Regions from separate parts of the Mus musculus genome. Here region 1 is linked to region 2. The links are chromatin contacts, found by Hi-C in ENCODE. All regions are on one chromosome and are shown on one strand. The core of a region is the stretch at or near the end of the contact, and the rest is flanking DNA. Distances in the headings are between cores, read along the strand shown. Region 1 overlaps Plcl2 (phospholipase C-like 2). Region 2 holds the start of Plcl2 (phospholipase C-like 2).

Region 1 (3,948 bases), core at 377-2,876, 180 kb before region 2:
TTTCCAGAAGCCTGTAAATCATAGCCTTACTCTATCCATCTTGACAAATGTCTTCTCTTTCCATTTGGATGATGAAGAGCGCACCTGATTCAGGCTCTGCTGACAGGCACTGTCCTCAGTGACAGGTGGCATATTCCTTAGGGCAGGAACTAGAGAAGCAGTGGACACCCACTGCTGTGGGAACCCTCCTGACACTGTGCCTGCACTTCTCCACTACTTGTTAAAGCATATTGCTTTAAGGAGACCAAAAGAAGCTTGGCTAGGTAGCACCAACATGTTGGATGTTGAGACTTCAGGCACCCACAGCTTCCACATCCGGAACAAACATGTCAGTGTGAATGATGGCAACTCCCCCAGTTTTCTGTTGTTTTGAGACAGAGTCTCACAGTGTAACACGTCTCGGTCTCTGAAGTGCTGGGATCACAGGTCCACGCTCAGTTTCGACTCCTTTAGTTCTAAGATCCCTGATTTTAGGCCTGTATGAGCCTCAACAAGTTACATGTCTTACAATTACAGTCACTTGACTTGCATATTGTATGATAACCACCATTATTACAGACACAGCCATATTTTCACTTCACTGTATTTTAAGTCACCTTTAGAGATCATTTCTAGAGTTTTAAACGTCAAATTGAGTGCTATTTGCTAAGTTTAAGGACCACTAACAATGTTCTCCATTACTTTGTGCATCTAATTATTCTGTGCTATTTTCCATTCATTTTTCTCCCTATCCAGAGTTCATCTCTAAGAGCCTCAGCTACTGAGTAGTGTTTATCTATTATCAATGGAAGAGTTTTCCAATGAGACTCACACCTGGCCAAGGGCCGATGGAGATGGGCATTATTAGGGGGAAGTGAGCAATGCACTGGGTTTAGGAGCACACACCTGCATGAGCATGGCCCATGGGAGGAAGGTCTGTGAGGTCAGTTGCAGGCCACCTAGTATATAAGTGGATGTCCCAATAGCTGACCAAACCAACGCCCACTGAACACTTAGAACCTCTCTCTTCCAAAGGGAAACAAAGTGTGGTATGTGGGAAGCATTAGATGGCAGGATTCTTGACTCTCAAAAATACCATGAAGTTTCACTGGTTTCGAAAGAAAAGATCAGACTAAAAAAATTAACTGGTCCAGGTGCCCTTCACTATGAAGGAGAAAGATTCTCAGACGAAACTGAGGCATTGGCCATTGGTGGCTCCGCAGGGAAGTATAACCTGCCCCCGCTCGATTCTGCTCACAATTGCAGGCAGCATGGCGCCCTTGGCTGGGGCGGGGGGAGGGGGTGACTCATGTGTGCAGAGGCCAGTGTGGGGTCTGAGCTTGCATCACAACCATCCTAAAAGCCGGACAGCGACTCAGGTGACTTACATTTTAGCAGTCATTTAAAAAGTAATTGGCTTCTTGAAAGAGAACAGGTTTTAAAAGTTAAAGTTTCACTAAAAGCATGTACTGCTATTGGAGAAATATCATAAAAGATATCTTTAATGTGACCACTACAACATACAGTGAAAATCTATGTACAAGGTGCGGCTTCCACCCGGCTGCCCATGCTGACACAGCACATCTTCAGCCAGGCAGCCTTAGTCACACTGCACATTGCCCTCAGCTCCTGGGTTCTTACATTCTGCTTAGTAAATATGGCTCAGCAAGCACGCCAACAAATCCTCTGCAGCGCCAAGACTGGCAAGCACACACAGTGAGGTGTGCACATTCACCATTTCACCAATAAATACAAACTCAGCAATCCAATCCAGTTCCCCCGAGTGAGGGAACTGCCTGTTTCTGCTGGAATACGGCAAAGCACTGCTCTTCACAGTGGGACTCAGGGCGTTTTGTATACAAAGACAGCATGTTTGGGCCAGGATAGAGTTTCTTGTTAAAGAGTTTATTTGCCTTCACACGTGGGTTGCTACATACATTCACAGCAGTGATGGGCTGCAGTTGGGTATTCCAGTTGTGCTCCGACAGACATCCCAGCTCTCATCCTGATCAGTGAGCCAGTGCGCCTGCTGACTGGTTCTCGGTGGGAAGTCCACAGTGACTGGGAGGACCCTTAGTCTCCATTTTCATCACTGGCTTTCTCGGGGATGGCTTCTAGGCTCCGGCGTGGCTTCTGGGCCTCGGAGTTTTCAGTGCCTGGTTTGTTCAGTCCACAGGAAACAGCTGCAAAGTGGATCTGCTTCAGGTTCTCCAGGGTCTCATTCTTAGCATATTTCAGAAGATCCGCTTGCCCCTAGAACAGAACATGGAATTAAACAGCATTAGACGGACAGAATGTTGCTGGACACCCTCACGGCCATTCTGCAGACATATAGGCGTTGTGATTCGGCAGAAGAGAGGCTTGGTTTTTATCGTTACCACATCCGAGGAGGTCGATTTTAGTCAGAAGGAGACGTGTTCACCACCGCACTCCACAGTCCTCTGCCTTTCTGCATTTCCATGTAAGACGTGAACACATCTCTACTACATTGCAACTATTCTCTAGACTGTTACACCATATTTTTCAAGGATGAGACTACGTAACCAATCTTGGTTGTTCCTTTTAATATTCGTTTTAATAAGTAATAAAAAAGTGTTCAAACTCATGAGCCTCTGGGACCATTTCACATTTAAGGTATCCCATGCAAATAATAAGCCAATTGCCATGGTAGATCAGTGGCATAGCTGCCTGAAAATTGTACAGGATACTGGTGACATGGGCTTTTTGAGTGTCTCCTGCTCCTGTAAGTAACTCCAGTAAGTCACTGGTTCTTCCAGCTGCACTTGAATCAGATCTTTGGTTCATCGCCGCCTGTTTGTTTGCCTGGTGGAAAGGGGATTCCGCATAAAAGGCCATGTAGCAGTATGAAGTCAGAGAAGGACACACACTAGTGAGTGGTCCCGTGTGTCTAGTTTGTGCCCTTTCCCCAAACTTACCTGCTGACTTACAGTATCAGAACCAGGAAGTAACATTTGTCCAGTGTGCCCCTTAGTTCTGTTACTTTATGTATACGGATGTGAAAAGGAGGCAGGAGTGGGGCACAGTGGGTCACTGTCTAGTCTGAGCTGATAATGGCTCTATGCAGTTTGTCTACTCTGTCAGTCTTGCCTCTGGAGGCTGGGTGGCCTTGTGCAGCTTAGGGTGCTGAGGAGCACTGCTGCAGCTCGAACACATCTCCTGTTCCTCGCTGACAGGTCTTCCCACTACACTCCTGCCTTTTCCCCCTACTCTTTCTTTCTTTCTAAGACAGGGCCTCATGTAGCCCATGCTGGCCTTTAACTCACTATACAGCAGAGGTTACCCCCAGATTCCTGATCTTCCTGTCCCAAGCTCTGGGATTCTGACCATGTTCTTGGTTTCTTACTCTTCTTGTTCACTAATCTGGTTGGGCATTTTCTCAGTTGACGTTCCCTATTCCCAGATGACTCTAGTTTGTGTAAAGTTGACATCACAGCAACATAAAACAAACAGAACACAGTTCCAGGCATTTTATTAATTACTTGTTAAATTTTCAGATAATATATATATATAAGCAATGAACCTGTGAACTAAACAAGTCTCCCCCCCCCCCCTTGTTATTAGCTGCCCTTCTGTGTTAGTGCACTAGCCAGGACTTCTAATGCCACGCTGAAAGCAGGTGATGTAACTACAGGACAGCCCTGATGTGCTGCGGATCTTTAAGGGGAGCTCTGAGACTCTTACCACAGTGTCACATCAGCTGTGGGCTGTGCAGATGTTCTTAGTGGTGTTGGAGTCCCTCCTTCTTACCATGAGGACTAAGAATGGGCGCTGGATTCCATGTCAGATTTCTTTTCTGCAGCTACTGCTATAACTGTGCAATGTTTCTTTAGCCTACTGATGTGACATATTACACAAATTAATTTTTTCAAGCTGAGTCACCTTTGCATATCCAATATAGATTCCCCTGTTCATGACATATACATTTTTAAATTTTACCTATATCCATGA
Region 2 (3,811 bases), core at 197-2,696:
TGAGCATTTCTGAATTTCAAATACCACCAGTGTCAACTCTGTGCTGTTGGCACATTCTGACCTGTCTCCTAAGGGTTGTCAGCCACAAACAGGATGAGTTAGCACCAGACAGTACTCACTGGCCTGTCCTAAAAACTCCTTCATGTCTCAAAAAGCAACATTCCATATTTGCTCCATATTTGAACAAGCCAAATGGGCTGATCTGGCTCAAGGTTCTACTTTTCGTAGCTTATCAACTTTCTCTTTTCACTTCGAGTCACAAGAAATATTTTTATGTTGCAACTACACTGCAATGTTTGAAGGAAGCCACCATAAACTCTTAATGTCACCTCTTGAAATTTAAAATTCACAAAACAACTGGTGGCTTTCTAAATAGCACCATGAAAAACAAAACAAACAAAAACAAAAACAAGCAAAAACCATTCCAAAGAAACTTGCTAATTTGGAGAGGCCTGCTTATAGCAGCTAGGAAAGAATTAAATTGTGCGGAACTGTATTCTCTCAGAGCTTTTGAGGCTAAAAAAGAGGAAATCTGTGTTTATGTTCCCTTTCTCCGAGTAACTGAAGGAGAGGTATTTACATTCCCCAAATACAATCACTTGCAAGGGGCAACCAATTACCCAGTAGATTAGAAGAAATCTATTAAATAATATATGTTCATTGCCTGGGGTTTTGAGAAAATATTTTCACATGATCCCTGTCCTTTAAAATACAATAGAAACCTTACAGGGAGTGTGCCACCATGCTAAGCTGCCTCTGAAAAGCCTGTCCTACCCAGGCAGGTACAAGGCCATTTAATTCCAAGTCAATCTGGAGAGAGGTGACAGCCCCAAGTTGCTCTGGGGATGTCAGAGCACAGCACTCCTGCACACTCAGATCACCTCTCCATTCTTTCCCAATGCCATCAGCTTTCCAATCCCTGCTCCAGCACTCCAAACACCCCTACACCCTGGCTTCCCCTTCGCAGTGGGCTCATTTTGCATCGCCTCCTTCCGCCACAGCTTCTCCGGGGCGGGGAAAGCGAGCCCAAGGACGCGCGCGGGTCTCCTACTTACCTTGATGATGCTGCTCCGGCGGGGCAGGCCGCCCGGTTTGCTGTCCCTGGGGACCGGACCGGCAGCTGGGCTAGGGGTCCGCGCGAGCGCCACGCCTAGAGGTCCCCTGCCAGGGCTGGTCCGGGCTTCGTCCCCGGACACGCCGAGGCTGCAGTCTCCGTTGGAAACCCCGCCGCTGTCATAGCGCGCCCGCCCGTGGCCGAGGCGACCTCCCCCGCCACCACCTCCGCCTTCCCCGGCTCCGGCTTTCAGGGCGCCCTTGGCGCCTAGGGCCGGGCTCGGGGAGGTGGGCAGGGCCCCTCCTGCGGCGCCCCGGCCACACTCCGCCATGGGCGCCCCACGACCCGCCTGCACAAAGCCGCGTCCCCGCGTCCCCGCCGCCGCCGCCTCGGGCCGCTGCGCGCGGCCCCTCCTCCTCGCCGCCGCCGCCGCCTCGGCCGCTTCTTCCGCTTTTTCTTTTCTTTTTTTTTCTTTTTTTTTTTTTTCTTTCTCTTTTTGGTTGGGATGTGGCGCGTGCAGCGAGCTCGCCTCCGGCGCGAAGGACGTCGTGCAGGCGGAATTACCTCTGGGGTCCTGCCGGGGTCGGGGAGAGAGAGAGGAGAGAGGAGTCAGCTTGGGCGGCGGCGCCCCCGCTGCCGGCACCTGGGGAAGGAAAACACGCCCCGGCACACGCGCCGCTGCGGGCGCCAAAAATAACGCGCGCGCGCCAGCGCCCACCGCCGCGCGCCGCGTCCCCTCCGGCCCCGCGCTCACCGACGAGCGCCGCGTCCCCTCCGGCCCCGCGCTCACCGACGAGCTCGCGGCGGCGGGGCGCGAGGGACACGTGCGCCCACTCCGCGGCGCTGGCGACACGCGGAGGCGCGGCGCGCGGGGCTCCGGGGTTCCCGGCTCCGCCCAGGCCCGTCAGTCTCCCCCCCCCCCCCCACACCTTCAGGGCTCAGCCGAGGCCCAGGGCGGCTTCTGATGGCCCCCGGGCCCACCGCCACTTACCCGCGGCCATCGCCTCCCGGGCTTCGCGCTGCCCCCTACAGGCCGAGGGGACCCGTCCGGGCTCCGGGCACGGGCGTTGCGGTTGTGGTCGCTCTCCTAGGCCGGCTCAGCGAGGCGCACGCCACAGCCAGCTGTCAGTCACCTGAAGGCATCCCGAGGGGGACAGCGAACCCGCAGGCCGCGGGCGAGCTGAGGGTCCTGGGGCTGTGGTCTTGGCCGCTGCACCTCGCGTCCAGCTCCAGCCCTTCATTCGGAACCCGCTCCCTTCCCACCCTGCTCCCCCTGGGCTTCCTCAGTGGAGCAAACCCATTTCCCATACAGAAACCAATCCTCTTGCGTGTCCTTGGGCTGCTAAACTCAATGAGCACGACAGGTTGCCAGGATCTGGGGTAGGGATGGCATGGCTGGCAGGCGTTGAGAGACAGAAGACCTCCGCAGAGTTTATTTGGTGCCTCTGGGTTGTCCCACGGAGGTTTATCATTGTAGTCTGTGTCTTTCCTAAACCTGACACTAGAGAGACTTGCTTGTTCAACCCCTAGTGGGTACCATCCAAATCAGGACCATCGTTTGGGACAGGATCAAAAATCAATGATTAACATGTCGCTCTCATATGCAAATACTTTCCTTAAACCTCCATTCCTGGAGCCAAGGAAGAACGCAGGGCCACTGTGTAGCCTGGCAGAGCCATTGGCAGAAGAGCAGGACGAGTGCACTGTGTGGTACCAGAGGCTCCACCCACCTCCCCAACCCAGCCACCCTGAGGTCCAGTTTCATGCCTGGTTCTGGCTTCCCAGTTTTTCTCTCACTGTATTTCATCTTCTGGAAAGGCACTTTCCCTGGGCCAGGAGTACCTGAGAGTCCCCTGGGACAGAACTTAGAGACCTTGCCCTCGTTACCATAATATGGTAGCAAATTGCCAAGGAGCCTCTAAGGAAACGAGCTTTACATTCATAAACATGTCCACCCTTTCCTCAAATGCGACATCAAAATCCTTTCGTTATTCTTGGGGTGTTTTAATTCTTCTGATCCCCTTGGCACGCTTTTGTAAACATCTGGGCAAGTCAAATAGGGCCTACCCACTAACAAATGTTTTCTTATGGATAGATGACATTTTAATTCTTTTTTTAGCCTCACCCCTCCATATTAACTCCTTCCTAGTTTAGCCTCAAAATATATTTTTGGTCTTCTGACAGTTTCACAGAAAAATACTTTCAAATCAGCTTTTCATTTGCTTTATTAGATTGATAGTCATAATTGTGTTTGAGTATGTTAGAGAGGATAGAATGCAGGGGTCTTCCTGTAGAAGTTCTCTAATTCTGATGTTTTCAGTCATCACAGGAGGATCCTGCCCCTCTTGTAGTAGACGCTAATCCTCTACATTTACATGACAGTAGCAAAAGAAAAAATGATGTAGCTAACAAAGATTCTTCAGCTCTTTCCTGGAGAGTTCTGAGCTAAGTAGGGGCACCCTGAGGGTCAAACACCCAGAATGGGTTGTTGTTTTGTTTGGTTGTTTGGTTGTTGTTTACAGAACTAATTCACAAATGCCCTTCAAAATGAACACCTGTCTATTTCATTCTAGATTCCCAACAGATCATATCAGGGAGATTTCGTTGAAATAAACTTGGCATTTAAATTAAAACGTTCCCCAAAGCATTTTGGCAGATCTGTAACTAATGATGGCAGACGCCCAAGGCCCGTGCCAGGTTCCGATTCATCCCTGACCTAACTACTTGTCTCCCACAAGCTCCTGGTCACACATGTGG

The links. Hi-C counts contacts between places; a loop is a spot of excess contacts on that map.
Region 1: a loop to region 2 is called in a map of gastrocnemius, with 2.6 times the contacts of the local background. The contact joins the enhancer-like site here to the promoter of Plcl2 in region 2. A Hi-C loop is called at or near these places in 1 of 37 maps with a recorded cell type or tissue (gastrocnemius).

Annotation. Positions count from the first base shown.
Region 1 is chr17:50,685,996-50,689,943 of GRCm38, reverse strand. It overlaps Plcl2 (phospholipase C-like 2), which reads right to left. Exons shown (of 6, transcript NM_013880.3): 6 at 1,450-2,232. The coding sequence ends at 2,053. Among named protein-coding and RNA genes, the nearest start is that of Gm41598, 100 kb to the left of the region's middle. Within about 2 kb of position 1,626, at least 1 of the 3 ENCODE cell types and tissues checked has a DNase peak (open chromatin) inside an H3K27ac peak, as active enhancers do; it is gastrocnemius, where a contact is called at or near this core.
Region 2 is chr17:50,507,182-50,510,992 of GRCm38, reverse strand. It overlaps Plcl2 (phospholipase C-like 2), which reads right to left and starts at 1,446. Exons shown (of 6, transcript NM_013880.3): 1 at 1,056-1,446. The coding sequence starts at 1,385.